Regions from separate parts of the Homo sapiens genome. Here region 1 is linked to region 2. Evidence: chromatin loops called from intact Hi-C (ENCODE). Cell type or tissue: breast epithelium. All regions are shown on one strand. Each heading gives the region's core, and the rest is flanking DNA. Links, peaks and the distances in the headings are about the cores only.

Region 1 (8,330 bases), core at 57-8,056, 64 kb before region 2:
AGTCCAGCACTTTGAGACGTTGAGGCAGGAGGATTTCTTGAGGCCAGGAGTTTGAGACCAGACTAAGCAACACAGCAAGACCCTGTCTCTACAAAAAAAAAAAAAAAAAAAATTTAATTAGCCAGTCATGATGGTGCATGCCTGTAGTCCTAGCTACTCAGGAGGCTAAGGCAAGAGGACCTCTTGAGCCCAAGAGTTCAAGGCTGCAGTGAGCTATGATCAGAGTGAGACTCCATCACTGAAATTAAAAAAAAAAAAAAAAAGATTCGAAAGCAGAGGAATGTCAGAAACAATCCTACCTCCTTAATATTAATTATATTATTGTTATTAATTCCCTTCCAGTCTATTTGCCTTCCAGTCTTTGACAATATGCATATACATATACAATCATTTAAATGAATGGTATCCTTTTTTCTTTCCTTTTTTTTTGTTTTTTTTTTTTTTGAGACAGAGTCTCTCACTGTTGCCCATACTGGAATGCAGTGTAAGATGTCTGCTCACTGCAGCCTCCACCTCCCAGGTTCAAGCCATTCTCATGCCTCAATCTCCAGCGTAGCTGGGACTGCAGGCTCACGCCACCACGCCCACCTAATTTTTGTATTTTTAGTAGAGACGGTTTCACCATGTTGGCCAGGCTGGTCTCAAACTCCTGACCTTGTGATCCACCCACCTCAGCCTCCCGAAGTGCTGGGATTACAGGCATGAGCCACCATGCCTAGCCCTTTTTTCTTTATTTTCTTAATATTTTATTTTGAAACAGTCACAAGAAAAGTTGGAAGTACATTACACAGAACTTTTTTCCCTGAACTGTTGTTCAGAGTAAATTGTCAACAGGATGCCCCATCACCCCGAATAGTTTAGTGTGTATTTCCTACAAGGGACAGTCTCCTACATAATCACAATACAGCCATCAAAATTAGGAAATTAATATAAATATATTAATACCATCTAATCTTCAGATCCTATTCAAATTTTGACAGTTGTTTCAATAATGTCCTTTATAGCGAAAGGATCCTGCCCAGAATTACTCACTGAAAGTCTCTTCAGTCTCCTTCAATCCGGAATAGTTCAGACTTTCCTTGATTTTCATGGCCTAAACACTTTTGAAGGTTACAGTACAGTTATTTTATAGAAGTTCTCTCAATTTCGGTTTCTCTGATGTTTCCTCATAAGATTTAGGTTATCTAGGCTGGGAGCAGTGGCTCATGCCTGTAATCCCAGCACTTTGGGAGGCCGAGGTGGGTGGATCACGAGGTCAGGAGACTAAGACCATCCTGGCTAACACGATGAAATCCCGTCTCTACAAAAAATACAAAAAATTAGCCAGGCGTGGTGGCGGGTGCCTGTAGTCCCAGCTACTTGGGAGGCTAAGGCAGGAGAATGGCGTGAACCCAGGTGGTGGAGTTGCAGTGAGCCAAGATCATGCCACTGCACTCTAGCCTGGGCGACAGAGTGAGACCCTGTCTCAAAAAATTAATTAATTAATTAATTAATTAATTAATTAAAATTTAGGTTATCTATCTCGGCAGTGACATCAAAGAAGCAATGTTGAGTCTCTCTCTTTGCATCCTATCAAATAATGCATTATTTTTTCCTTTTTTTTTTAAGAGACAGGGTCTCAGGGCTGGGTGTGATGGCTCACGCCTGTAATCCAGCACTTTGGGAGGCCAAGGAGGGAGGACTGCTTGAGCTCAGGATTTTGAGACCAGCCTGGGCAACATGGCAAAACCTTGTCTCTGCTAAAAATTAAAAAATTAGCTAGGTTTGGCGGTACATGCCTATAGTCCCAGCACTCAGGAGGCTGGAATGGGGAGGATGGCTTGAACCTGGGAGGCAGAGGTTGCAGTGAGCCAAGATTGTGTCACTGCACTCCAGCCTGGAAGACAGAGCCAGACCCTGACTCAAAAGGAAAAAAAAAAGAGAGAGAAGGATCTGGCTCTGTCACCCGGACTGGAGTGCAATGGCACAATCTCACTTCACTGAAGCCTTGAACTCCTGGGTTCAAGTGACCCTCCTGCCTCAACCTCCTGAATTGCTGGGATTACAGGCATGAGCCACAATGCCTGGCTCAATTTTTTTTTTTTTTTTCTGCGATGGAGTCTCGTTCTGTCACCCAGGCTGGAGTGCAGTGGCGTGATCTCAGCTCACTGCAACCTCTGCCTCTTGGGCTCAAGCAATTCTCCTGCCTCTCGGCTCACTACAACCTCCACCTCCTGGGTTCAAGTGATTCTCCTGACTCAGCCTCCCGAGTAGCTGGGATTACAGGCACCCACCATCATGCCCAGCTAATGTTTATATTTTTGTAGAGATGGGGTTTCACCATGTTGGCCAGGCTGGTCTTGAACTCCTGACCTCAGGTGATCTGCCCGTCTCGGCCTCCCAAAGTGCTGGGATTACAGGCGTGAGCCACCACGCCCAGCCTGCAAAGACCCTTTTTCCAAATAATGTAACATTCACATGTTCTGGGGATTAAGACATGGACATATCGTTTTGGGGGCCACAAGTTAGCCCACCACAGCCAGTTTTCTCCACTCTAAAGTTACACTTTTATCCTTTATAATTAATAGAGATGTTATGAGGAGATATTTTCTATATCTATATATAAACTCATGTATTTCTGTTTTATTCACTAGGTTGGAATACAATCATTTATTGTTCTGATGCTCAAATTGTCTCCATTTTGGCCACTGTTAGCCCCTACAAGCTGGCTTCTGTGTCCTTTTGACACGTCTCCATCATTTTTTGAGCACTTCCTTACTTTCTGGCATAATAAGATGTTTCAGGCTTTTTTTTTTTTTTTTTTTTTTTTGAGGCAGAGTTTCGCTCTGGTTGCCCAGGGGGAGTGCAATGGCATGATCTCGGCTCACTGCATTCTCCTTCTCCCAGGTTCAAGTGATTCTCCTGCCTCAGCCTCCTGAGTAGCTGGGATTATAGACACACACCACGAAGCCTGGCTAATTTTTGTATTTTTAGTAGTGACGGGGTTTCACCATATTGTCCAGGCTGGTCTCAAACTCCTGGCCTCAAGTGATCCACCCACCTCGGTCTCCCAAAGTGCTGGGATTACAGGTGTGAGCCACCGCACCCGGCTTCCAGGCACTTCTTGTGCTTCACCTGCCCCAGCCCTGGAATCGGCTGTTTCTTTAAGGGGTCTTCATTCCTTTTGGTGCAAATGATATTTAGAAACTGAGGGCCGGGCACAGTGGCTCATACCTGCAATCCCAACAATTTGGGAGACCTAGGCATGAGGATCGCTTTAGCTCAGGAGTTTGAGACCAGCCTGAGCAACATAGTGAGATATCGTCTGTGCAAAAAAAATTTTTTAATTACCCGGGTGGGGTGGTGTGTGCCTGTAGTCCCAGCTACTCAGGAGGCTGAGGTGGGAGGATCACTTGAGCCTGGGAGGTTGAGGCTGCAGTGAGCGAGATCATGCCACTGCACTCCAGCCTGGGCCACAGAGTGAGACCCTGTCTCAAAAAAACAAATTTTTTCAAAAGAAAGAAACCGAGGTCTGAGTCGTCAGTGTGCTCGTTGGTGCTAGGGAGTAGCATCTCTAAGGCCCTTCTCTGACTCCCATGATCCTTAAATACTTACTTATTGGATCACTCCCCTTTCAGTAACCAAGCTCCCATTTCTGCTCCCATTCCTTCCCCACCATGTGGATGCCTTCTTCACCCTCTCACTCGTCCTCATTTGAAGTGCACAATTCAGTGGCTTTTTTTTTTTTTTTGAGACAGTCTCCCTCTGTTGCTCAGGCTGGAGTGCAGCCGCACAATCTCGGCTCACTGCAACCTCTGGCTCCCGGGTTCAAGCTATTCTCCTGCCTCAGCTTCCTGGGTAGCTGGGATTACAGACACGCCACCAAGCCTGGCTAATTTTTGTGTTTTTAGTAGAGATGGGGTTTCACCATGTTGGCCAGGCTGGTCTTGAACTCCTGACCTCAGGTGATCCACCCACCTCGGCCTCCCAAAGTGCTGGGATTACAGGCCTGAGTCACCACACCAGCCTCAGTGGTTTGTTTGTTTGTTTGTTTGTTTGTTTGTTTTCAGGCAGAGTCTCGCTCTGTTGCCCAGGCTGGAGTGCAGTGGCATGATCTCGGCTCACTGCAAACTCCGCCTCCAGGGTTCATGCCATTCTCCTGCCTCAGCCTCCAGAGTAGCTGGGACTACAGGCGCCCACCACCACGCCCGGCTAATTTTTTGTATTTTTAGTAGAGTTGGGGTTTCACCGTGTTAGCCAGGATGGTCTCGATCTCCTGACCTTGTGATCTGCCCACCTCGGCCTCCCGAAGTGCTGGGATTACAGGCGTGAGCCACCGGGCCCGGCTGCCTCAGTGGTTTTTATATATTTAGAGAGTTGTTCACTCACCCCAAATAAAATCAATTTTATAACATTTCCATTACCCTAAAAAGAAACCCCACACTCCTTACAGACCTATAGCTTTTTACAAGGCTAGAAGTGGGGTGTGGTAGAGGAAAGCAGCCTTTGCTCCTTACTTACCCAACTCTAGCCCAGAGTTTCCGATGACCTCAAAAGTCAGCCGCCTCTCAGACCTGCCCTGAGTCTATCATGGCAACCCCACTCTGGCCTGCTCAGGGTATTCCCACAGGCCCCTGTCCTTCGGCTCCCTCTGCAGACTCCTCAGCCTGCCTGCCTTTGGTGGTGACAGAGTGAAAGAAGGGTTGCTCTTTGCCTTCCTCTGGCCAGCAAAGCCACTTCCACCCTCCCCCAGAGAGATGGAAAGGAGGTGGAGGTTGCAATGAGCCGAGATTTCGCCACTGCACTCCAGCCTGGGTGACAGAACAAGACTAAGTCTCAAAAAAAAAAAAAAGAGTCATGGTTCCTGGAAAGATGAGCCTCCGCATACCTGTTACATAAGACAAAGTGTGACAAATGTTAGGAGCGGGTAAGAAACATTATGCTGTAAGGCTTAAGGAAAAGAAAGCAAGTTACTCAAGTACAGGGCTGAAAAATTCGTCCCTAGAGGAGGCCACACTTGACCTAAGCTATAACAGATGTTTAAGGTTTAGACGGCAGGAATGGGTGGGCAGCTCATAGCAGTGGTAGAGAAGTGACACAGAAGGCTGGGGCTGTAGTCTGGTCCCAGAAGTTCCACCGTATTATCCTCTCGGAAGCCCTTTAGGAGACAGATCCAGGATTAATGAGGGAGGAAAGGGAAGAAGTAGTCATCAGAAGGATCAAAAATTGGGCTTTTGGACACAGGGACCGGAGCCCCAGTGGAGATATCTGCCAGAGCAATGGCACATGTGTCTTGAGGAGGCAGGAGGTGAATAGCAGTGGCCGAAGTTCAGGACCCGTGGCAGAGTCCAGATTCCCTCTGGCTAAAGTCTAAATGGACCAAGGTGGGAAGCAGAGGATGAGCAGAGCCTTTGATCCCGTTGGGAGGGGGTCAGCCAGGGGCTTCAGGGTCAGCCAGGGGCTTCAAGGTCAGCCAGCAATAGGTCCCGCTCACTTTGCAGATCAGGTCAGCAGTCCAGGGATCTGGGCTCAAGTGAACTTGGAGGTCTGAGTGGGGGCCCTGGATGTCAGGATGTGGGCAGCTCGGCTGAGAGACAAGGAACCAGGATGCTACATTCTGTTTCATCCTGGATCAAGACTCCAGCGGAGGGGAGTTCCCAGGGTGTCTCTGGCTCTCCAGACTGGAAGGGAGGATGGTGAGTGCACAGCAATGGACAGAATGAGGGATGGCTGGTCCCACAGAGTTAGCTGTGGCTAAAAAAAACTGTCTCTAGAGAGAGGAGAGATTGGTGGGCAGTTTTTGTGACTTGGACACATTAAAACACATACATACTCTCAAATGAAGTTGCATTCAGGCAAATGCAAAGAAATACAGAATTCATATTTATAAAAACCAAAAGAAAAAAGGGAAAACAATGCCTTGTGTGAGAATAATAAACATCAAATTCTATTATTATTATTTTTTTGAGATGGGGTCTCCCCCTGTTGCACAGGCTGCAGTGTAGTGACACGAACATGGTTCATGGTCTTTGATCTCCTGTGCTCAGTGATCCTCCCACCTCAGCCTCCCAAGTAGCCGGGACTATGGGTATACACCACCACACCCAGCTAATTTTTAAATTTTTTGTTGAGATAAGGTCTCACTATGTTGCCAAGACTGGTCTCGAACTCCTAGCCTCAAGTGATCCTCCTGCCTTGGCCTCCCAAAGTGCTGGGATTACAGGCATGGGCCACCACACCCGGCCAATAAACATCAAATTCTATGAGATGTTTATCCCTGTGGTGAGAAGGAGGGGAGAGGTCAGGAAGTGAGGGCTTCTGTTTTCATTGTAATATTAATATTTTAAAAATAAATGTGACAAACTATTGAGAGAAGACAGAGCTGGTGGTTGAGCCTTGGAGATTTAGAGACTTATTATGTATTTATTAAAGAGAGAATGTATCTGCAGTTTCCATTGTGTTTGAAATATTGTACTTAGAGGCTGGGCACGGTGGCTCACACCTGTAATCCCAGCACTTTGGGAGGCCGAGGTGGGTGGATCACGAGGTCAGGGGTTCGAGACCAGCCTGACCAACATGGTGAAACCCCGTCTCTACTAAAAATACAAAAATTAGCTGGTCATGGTGGTGGGTGCCTGTAATCCCAGCTACTCAGGAGGCTGAGGCAGGAGAATTGCTTGGACCCGGGAGGCGGAGGTTGCAGTGAGCCCAGATCACGCCACTGCACTCCAGCCTGGGCGACACAGCGAGACTCCATCTCAAAAAAAAAAAAAAAGAAATATTGCATTTAGAAAGAAAAGATCAAAGGACAATAACTCCAGGAAATTGGTTAAGGCGAGGAGCCAGCATGACTTGGTGGGGGGCAGATTAGGTTGGGGCTCTGGCCAGGCTTCTGAGATCTGGTGGAGGAGGGGTGGTCAGGCACACCCAGGCTCCTGAAGCTGGCAGGGGGCATGAAAGGAGGCGCCAAGGAGGAAGATTAAGGTACTATCAGAGTTAAGGGCAGAGCCCAGGGTAGCCCAGATGTTCCCGGAAGGAAGTGCAAGCGCAGGAGAGCGGTGAGAGTGTGTGCACAGGGTGTGTGCCCATGGGCCCCGCAGACGTGGCAGCTCCGGGTAGGGGCTGAATTAGGGTGGCCAGCCCTCCTTTACCCAGCTGGCTGCCAGTCCCAAGGGAGCCCTGTGTCGGCCCGGACAATGCACCAGGTAGACTCTGCTCACCCCTTCCTGCCAGGCTGGGCTGACTCCCTGCAGGGTCCCCCTGTCTGTCACCAGCCTCAGCTTCCCCTTTTCCTCTGCACATCTAGAGCTGCTTCCCCACCCCCTGCCCTGGGAACTTTGTGGCCTGGGACCCAGAGACACTTGCAAGGTAGGGTGGGGGGTGTGCCTTTCCACGAAGGGATGCATGTGGGAGATGGGATAGTGTGGACAAGGGGACTGAGGGGCTAAAGGACATGGGTTTGTCCTGGGAAGCCTTTCCTGGCCTACCCATGGGGAGGGCCATGCTGAGAGTGCAGGGTTAGAGAGAGGGGCTCCACCCGCTAAGATTTGTTCCAGGATGGCCCATCTGGGAAGGGGAAGCTAGGGAGGCAAAGTTTCTTGGGCCTGTGAGGACCTCAGCTCTAGGGTTTACAGTTTTGCCATTTGCTACCTTCACTACAATGCCACCACCCCCATCTAATACCAAGCAGGGTGGAGTCAGACAGGGGTACGGATCGTGACCCCCAGCTTTTGGTAGAAGAACACTGGGACTTGGACAGAGGAAGACTGGCACAGGGTCTCCACAATCCATCCTGGGCAGAGCCAGGAGTCCACACTGGGCACCCCCTCTCCTCCAGGACCCCAGAACCTGATGTTGAGACCTCGGCAGGGTGGCAGGGGTACAGTTATGGAAAGAGGCATCCCCCTGCCTTCTAAGTTCACATCCCCTCTACCTCTACCTCTACCTCTCCCGCCGCCAGGGCACCACCTGTCTGTCTTCTGTGTGAGTGGGGAGTAAGGGGAGCCTAAAATGCTGGACAAGGACCCCCTTTCCCCAGGACTTTAAGAAGCAGGTGCTCTCTGCCCACTGCCTAGGATGTGGGGACAGCAGCCCATAGCGTGCCAAGACTCCCGACCCAGGGCACAGGATCTATTTAGGAATTTTGCTGGAGACCTGGGAAAAGGGGACAGTGGGAGGAAACTTGGGGGGCCAAACTGTATACGCTGGACTGTGATGAAGCCAGCACTCTCTTTGACCCTGTCTGAATGTCTTTGTCTCCCTGCATCTGTTTCTTTTTTCTCTGTCTCTGTCTGTATCTTTATTTCTGTCTGTTTTTATGTGCCTTTTTCTTTCCCCTTTCCTCTTTCTTT
Region 2 (8,330 bases), core at 192-8,191:
ATCTTGTGGCCTTAGACAGTCTAGTCAAAACACATAAAGAAAGTTTGCTTTAAAAAAACAATGGTTATCTTCAAAAATAAAGGGGAGAGGCAGAATTTATATAAAAAGAGTTATATGATAAATTCTTGTCCTGAAATAAATTAACTGGTTGTTTAAAGAAAAGAATGTTTGTAATAAGTCAAAAAGTTAAAACATGTTTAAAAAATTGTCTGCAAAAGTCATAAAAGAAAAAATTTTATTAAAAAAATTTTAAGCAAAAAATGTTGTATAATTTAAAAGTAATAAGGCCTCCTGTGTACTATTAAGACAGATGCAAATTCCTGGTTGAAATGGATCAAATATTCCATCTGCACATTAAACAAAAGCAATTGTTATGCTTGTGCACATGGCAGGCCAGAGGCCCTGATTGTCCCCCTTCCACTAAGGTGGTCCTCTAGTCGACCAGGCGTGGACTGCATGGTAGCTCTTTTCCAGGATTCTACAGCCTGGAGTAATAAGTCATGCCAAGCTCTCTCTGCTATATCCCAAAGTCTCTGCGGGTCAGCCCCCAAGGGCCATGCAGCTTCTGTCTCCCAACACTAAGTTCACTTCGTGTCTCTCACGGCAGAGAGGAAACTTAGTATTCCTTGGAGACCTGAAGGGATGCAGTGAGCTTAAGAATTTTCAAGAGCTTATCAATCAGTCAGCCCTTGTTCATCCCCGAGTGGATGTGTGGTGGTATTGTGGTGGACCTTTACTGGGCACTCTGCCAAATAACTAGTGTGGCACTTGTGCTTTAGTCCATTTGGCTATCCCTTTCACCCTGGCATTTCATCAACCAAAAAAAAAAAGAAAAAAGAAAAACTCATGTCGGCCCCAGCCCTGAGGCTACCTGACCTGACAAAACTCTTTACACTCTGTGTCAGAAAGAGAAAAAATGGCAGTTGGAGTTTTAACCCAGAATGTAGGGCCCTGACCAAGGCCAGTGGCCTATCTCTCAAAACAACTAGACGGGGTTTCCAAAGGCTGGCCCCCATGTCCAAGGGTCCTGGCAGCAAGGGCCCTGTTAGCACAAGAAGCAAATAAGCTAACTCTTAGACAAAACCTAAACATAAAGTCCCCCCATGCTATGGTGATTTTAATAAATAACAAAGGAAACCATTAGCTAATGAATGCTAGACTAACTAGATACCAAAGCTTGCTCTGTGAAAATCCCCGCATAACCACTGAAGTTTGCAACACCCTAAACCCTGCCACCTTGCTCCCCGTATCAGAGAGCCCAGTTAAACATAACTGTGTAGAAGTACTGGACTCAGTTTATTCTAGTAGGCCCAACCACTGAGACCACGCTTAAACATCAGTAGACTAGGAGCTGTACGTGGATAGGAGAAGCTTCGCCAACCCCTGCAAAGTGACTCTGAAGAAGATGACAAGCCCTGCTCCAGTCACACCCGGAAGCTGACTTGTACACACATGGCCGAAGCATGAGGAAACTCATTGCGGGACTCATTTTCCTCAAAATTTGGACTTGTACAATAAGGACTTCAACTGACCTTCCTCAGACTGAAAACTGTTCCCAGTATATACATCAGGTCACTGAGGTAGGACAAAAGATTGCTACAGTCATATTATTTTATAGTTATTATGAATGCCTAAGAACTCCAAAAGGAACCTGTTTGTATAATAACACTCAGTATAAAGTAGGTAATCCAGGCAGTGACCAGCCCAATGTGTGCTATGACCCCTCTGAACCTCCCAAGATCACAGTCTTTGAAGTAAGACTAAGGACTGGTCCTTTTCTAGGTGACACAAGTAAAGTAATAGCTAGAACAGAAGAAAAAGGGGTCCCCAAAAATGTAATCTTAAAATTTGATGCCTGTGCTGCTATTAATAGTAAACAGCATGGGATAAGATGCAGTTCTCTAGATTGGAAAAAAAGTTACACAGCAGAAAATAAGTACATCTGTCAAAAATCATATTTATGCGAGATGTGTCAATACTGGTCTTGTGTCATTTGAGCTACTTAAAAAGAAAATAAAAAAAGATCCTGTTTGGCTCCAAAAATGAAAAGTCAGCCCCTCCTGCACAAGTGGGAGCTGCATCCTTTTAAAATTGATAATCACAAACCCCTCAGACCCAAGTAAAATAAAAAAAAATGTAACATTAGGCATTGATGGAAAAGGGCTGGATCTTAGTGTAAGCATCCTAATAAAAGGAGAGGTTCAAAAACGCTCTCCAGAACCAGTATTTCAGACCTTCTACCAGTATTTTCTACCAGTATTTCAGTATTTCATGATGAACTAAATGTGCCAGTACCTGAGATTCCAGGAAAAACTAAAAATTTGTTTTTTCCATTAGCCGAACATGTAGCCCAGTCTCTACAAGTCACCTCATGTTATGTCTGTGGAGGAACTGTAACAAGAGATCAATGGCCATGGGAAGCCCGAAAATTAGTTCCTACAGACCCAGTTCCTGATGAATTCCCAGCCCAAAAGAACCACCCTGACAATTTTTGGGTTCTAAAAGTCTCAATTATTGGACAGTATTGCATAGCTAGAGAAGGAAAAGGATTCACTCATCCTGTAAGGTGGCTTAGTTGTCTTAGGCAAAAGCTGTATAATGGTACCACAAAAACAGTTACATGGTAGAGTTCCAATCACACAGAAAGGAATCCATTCAGCAAATTTCCAAAGTTGCAGACTGTTTGGGCCCACCCAGAATTCCACCAGGACTGGACGGCCCCCACCAGGTTATACTGGATATGTGGACACAGAGCTTATGCTAAGCTGCCTGATCAGGACAGGTAGCTGTATAATTGGCACCATTAAGCCATCTTTCTTCTTACTGCCCATAAAAACAGGTGAACTTCTAGGCTTCCCAGTCTATGCTTCCTGCAAAAAATGAAGCATAGCCATAAGTGATTAGAAAAATAATGAATGGCCCTCTGAAAGAATCATACAATACTATAGACCCGCCACTTAGGCACAAGAAGGCTCATGAGGATATCGAACCCCTATCTACATGCTCAACTGAATCATACAGTTGCAAGCTGTTTTAGAAATTATTACTAATAAAACCGGTCAAGCCTTGACCGTTCTTGCCCAGCAAGAGACTCTGATGAGAAATGCTATCTATCAAAATAGAATAGTTCTTGACAACTTGGTAGCAGCTGAAGGAGGAGTTTGTAGAAAATTTAACCGTACTAATTATTGTCTACACATAGATGATCAGGGGCAAGTAGTTGAGAATATAGTTAAAGATATAACAAAACTGGCACATGTACCTGTGCAAGTGTGGCATGGACTCAGTCCGGGAGCCATGTTTGAAAATTGGTTCCCAGCAATAGGAAAATTTAAAACTCTTGTAATAAAAATAATAATAGTAATAGGAACCTGCTTACTGCTCCCTTGTCTTATACCTGTATTTCTCCAAATGATAAAAAACTTCGTTGCCACCTTAGTTCACAAAAATGCTTCAGCACAAGCATACTATGTAAATCACTATCAATCTATTGCACAAAAAGACATAAGTAGCAAAAACAAAAGTGAGAACTCCCACTAATAAAAAGTGAGAGTCTCAAAGGGGGGGAAATGAGGGAAGAGAGAGACCCTCTCATATTGTTTTATATTATTTTATACTCAGTACCTGTTTTAAGAAAAAACAACAAAGAAGTAAAATCAAAGACAGGCAGCCCGGCACCAGGCCTGAAAGCAGGCCTGGGCCTGCCTGGCCTAAACCCAGTAGTTAAAAATCAACCCATAACTTAGAAACTGATGTTATTCATAGATTCCAGCCATTGTATAGAAGAACATTGTGAAATTCCCTGCCCTGTTCTGTTTCTCTCTGACCACCGGTGCATGCAGCCCCTGTCACGTACCGCCTGCCTGCTCAAATCAATCACAACCCTTTCATGTGAAATCTTTAGTGTTGTGAGCCCTTAAAAGGGACAGAAATTGTGCACTCGGGGAGATCGGATTTTAAGGCAGTAGCTTGCCGATGCTCCCAGCTGAATAAAGCCCTTCTACAACTCGGTGTCTGAGAGGTTTTGTCTGTGGCTTGTCCTGCTACAAGCTGAGATTGCATCACATACCCCTGCACTCCAGCTTGGGTGACAGAGTGAGACCCTATCCAAAAAAAAAAAAAGAAAGAAAAAGAAAGAAAGAAAAGAAAAGAAAATAATGCCTGGCTGGACACTGTGGCACATGCCTGTAATCCCAGCACTTTGGGAGGCCGAAGTGGGAGGATCACTTGAGCTCAGGAGTTTTAGAACAGCCTGGGCAACAGTGTGGGACCTTGTCTCTACAAAAAATACAAAAACAAAAACAAAAACAAAAACAAAAAACCAGGTGGGTATAGTGGAATGCACCTGTAATCCCAGCTACTCGGGAGGCTAGGGTGGGAGGTTTGCTTGAACCCAGGGGGTCGAAGCTGCAATGAGCCATGGTCATGCAGCTGCACTCCACCCTGGGCAACAGAGAAAGATCCTGGTTGTGTTTTTTTTTTAATTATGCATGACCTCATTTATGATGAGGGATGTTTTGGGGGTGTGAGGAAACACTGTTGGTGGGGGATGTAAATGAGTACAACTTCCTTAGCAAATAATCTGTTAATATCTATCGAAAATTTCAGTTTGCATATCCTTTGACATAGCAATATTACATCTAGGAATTTATTCTACTTTTTTTTTTTTTTTGGGGGGGACAGAGTCTTGCTCTGTTGCCCAGGCTGAAGTACAGTGGCACGATCTCGGCTCACTGCAATCGACCTCCACCTCCCGGGTTCAAGCAATTCTACTGCCTCAGCCTCCCCAGTAGCTGAGATTACAGGCGCCTGCAACAACTCCCGGCTAGTTTTCGTATTTTTTTTTTTTTTCTGAGATGGAGTCTCATTCTGTTGCCCAGGCTGGAGGGCAGTGGCACGATCTCGGCTCACTGCAAGCTCCGCCTCCTCGGTTCACGCCATTCTCTTGCCTCAGCCTCCCGAGTAGCTGGGACTACAGGTGCCCGACATCACACCCGGCTAATTTTTTGTATTTTTAGTGGAGACGGAGTTTCACCATATTAGCCAGGATGGTATCAATCTCCTGACCTCGTGATCCGCCCGCCTTGGCCTCCCAAAATGCTGGGATTACAGGCGTGAGCCACCGCGCTTGGCCTAGTTTTTGTATATCTAGTAGAGACAAGGTTTCACCATGTTGGCCACATTGGTCTCGAACTCCTGACCTCAACGGATCAGCCTGCCTCGGCCTCCCAAAGTGCTGGGATTACAGGCATGAACCTCCATGCCTTGCCCTATTCTACTATTTTTAATGTGCTAAAAAATGAACCTCAGCCAGGCACGGTGGCTCACTCCAGTAATCCTAGCACTTTGGAAGGCCAAGGCGGGTGGATCACCTGAGATCAGGAGTTTGAGACCAGCCTGGCCAACATGGCGAAACCCCGTCTCTACTAAAAAATACAAAAATTAGCTGGGCGTGGTGGCACTTGCCTGTTATCCCAGCTACTCGGGAGGCTGAGGCTGGAGAATCACTTGAACCCGGGAGGCGGAGGTTGCAGTAAGCTGAGATCGCGCCACTGGACTCCAGCCTGGGTGACAGAGCAAGACTCCATCTCAAAAAAAAAAAAAAATATATGGACCTCAACTCCTCAACTTAAATATCCTTCAATAGGGGATATACATACACATACACACTTTTTTTGGTGTGTGAGAGATGGAGTCTCACTCTGTCCCCCAGACTGAGTGCAGTGGTGCAATCTCAGCTCACTACAACCTCTGTGTTGAAAAAAAAATCATTGAATTGTACACCTAAAATGAATGAAATTGATGGCATGTAAATTATACCTCAAAAAAGAGGTTGAAAGGAAAAGAAAAGGGGCCGGGCGTGGTGGCTCACGCCTGTAATCCCCAACACTTTGGGAGGCCAAGGCAGGTGTATCACCTGAGGTCAGGAGTTCAAGACCAGCCTGGCCAACATGGCAAGTTCCTGTCTACTAAAAATACAAAAATTAGCTGGGCGTGGTGTCTGGCGCCGTTAATCCCAGCTACTCGGGAGGCTGAGGCAGGAGAATCGCTTGAACCAGGGAGGAGGAGGTTGCGGTGAGCCCAAGATCGCGCCATTGCACTCTAGCCTGGGCAACAAGAGCTAAACTCCGTCTCAAAAAAAAAAGAAAAGAAAAGAAAAGAAAAGGATTGATAAATTGATAAGGACCAGTGTATTACTGGGAGCGTCAGAAAACAAGTAATTCCAAGAATTTAACTAGAGAACAATCTCAGCATAAATTAAAAAACATCTTTTTTTTTTTTTTGAGACGGAGTCTCACTCTGTCACCCAGGCTGGAGTGCAGTGGCAGGATATTGGCTCACAGCAACCTCCGCCTCCCGGGTTCAAGCGATTCTCCTGCCTCAGCCTCCCGAGTAGCTGGGATTACAGGCGCCCGCCACCAAGCCTGGCTAATTTTTGTATATTTAGTAGAGACACGGTTTCACCATTTTGGCCAGGCTGGTCTTGAACTCTTGACCTTGTGACCCACCCGCCTCAGCCTCTCAAAGTGCTGGGATTACAGGCGTGAGCCACCGCGCCTGGCAAAAAAAACATTTTTTTTTTTAACCTGCACATTCTTTGACCTGGCATCTTCACTTCTGGAAATTTATTACAGGCCAGGCACAGTGTCTCACACCTGTAATCCCAGCATTTTGGGAGGCCCAGGCGGGCAGATCACCTGAGGTCAGGAGTTCGAGACCAGCCTGACCAACATGGAGAAAACCGGTCTCTACTAAAAATGCAAAATTAGCCAGGGGCAGTGGCTCACGCCTGTAATCCCAGCACTTTGGAAGCCTGAGGCAGGCTGATCACGAGGTCAGGAGATCGAGACCATCCTGGCTAACACGGTGAAACCTCTTCTCTACTAAAAATACAAACCATTAGCCGGGCGTCGTGGCGGGCGCCTGTAGTCCCAGCTACTCAGGAGGCTGAGGCAGGAGAATGGCGTGAACCCCGGAGTCGGAGCTTGCAGTGAGCCGAGATCGCGCCACTGCACTCCAACCTGGGTGACAGAGTGAGACACTGTCTCAGGAAAAAAAAAAAAAAAAAATTAGCCAGGCATGGTGGCACATGTCTGTAATCCCAGCTACTCAGGAGGCTGAGGCAGGAGAATCGCTTGAACCTGTGAGGCTGAGGTTGTGGTGAGCAGAGATCATGCCATTGCACTCCAGCCTGGGCAACAAGAGTGAAACTCTGTCTCAAAAAAAAGCATAAAAAAAAGAAATTTATTCTAAGGAAACAGTTAATTGGGCACAAACATTTGTACAATAATATTTCCTATAGTATTGTTTAGAATATTGAATATCTGAAAATAATTCAAGGCTGGGTGCGGTGGCTCACACCTGTAATCCCAGCAGTTTGGGAGGCCAAGGCTAGAGGATTGCTTGAGCTCAGGAGTTCAAGACCAGCCTGGGCAACATGGCAAAACCTTGTCTCTGCTAAAAATAGAAAAATTAGCCAGGTTTGGTGGTACATGCCTGTAGTCCCAGCTACTCAGGAGGCTGAGGTGGGGAGAATCGCTTGAACCTGGGAGGCAGAGGTTTCAGTGAACCAAGATCTCATGCCACGGCGCTCCAGCCTGGGTGACAAAGTGAGACTTTATCTCAAATAAATAAATAAATAAATAAAGTCAGGGTGTGGTGGCTCACGCCTGTAATCCCAGCACTTTGGGAGGCAGAGGCAGGTGGGTCACGAGGTCAGGAGTTCAAGACCAGCCCGGCCAAGATGGTGAAATCCCGTCTCTACTAAAAATACAAAAAAAAAAAAAAAAAGAGACTTGCATGGTGGCGGGCACCTGTAGTCCCAGCTACATGGGAGGCTGAGGCAGGAGAATTGCTTGAACCTGGGAGGCAGAGGTTGCAGTGAGCCGAGATCGCGCCATTGCACTCCAGCCTGGGAGCGAGACTCCGTCTCAAAAAAAAACAAAAAACAAAAAAACAAAAATCAGCCGGATGCAGTGGCAGACGCCTGTAATCCCAGCTACTTTGGAGGCTGAGGCGGGAGAATTGCTTGAACCCAGGAGGCAGAGGTTGCAGTGAGCCGAGATCACACGACTGCACTCCAGCCTGGGTGACAGAGTGACACTATCTCAAAAAAAAATTCAAAAGTTCTCTAATAGAGAATTAGTTAAATAAATATGGAAGGCTATGCCCCTATCAAAGAGCATGAGGCAGGTTTCCATGTATTGACACAAAAGATATTTATGATATACATTTTTATTATTATGGAACATCTGCAACATATACAAAGGTAGAGGAAATGTATTACAGTGAGCTCTCATGCACTCCTTATCCAGCTTCAACAATTACTA

Evidence for each region. Hi-C counts contacts between places; a loop is a spot of excess contacts. Peaks named below come from ENCODE experiments on the same cell type or tissue, not always from the same donor. Only the 100,000 strongest peaks of a DNase experiment are listed, where the experiment ranks them.
Region 1: a loop joins it to region 2, with 20 times the contacts of the local background. A loop is called at or near these places in 3 of 110 quality-filtered maps.

What each region holds. Positions count from the first base shown.
Region 1 is chr5:139,463,947-139,472,276 of GRCh38, forward strand. SMIM33 (small integral membrane protein 33) reads left to right here and starts at 7,058. Exons shown (of 2, transcript NM_001365197.1): 1 at 7,058-7,184. The coding sequence starts at 7,176. RefSeq lists a silencer at 4,498-4,792. In breast epithelium, for the core only: no CTCF peak of the experiment used is centred there; no DNase peak of the experiment used is centred there; H3K27ac peaks cover 262 bases.
Region 2 is chr5:139,527,517-139,535,846 of GRCh38, forward strand. It overlaps a transcript of UBE2D2 not described here. Among named protein-coding and RNA genes, the nearest start is that of UBE2D2, 30 kb to the right of the region's middle. In breast epithelium, for the core only: no CTCF peak of the experiment used is centred there; no DNase peak of the experiment used is centred there.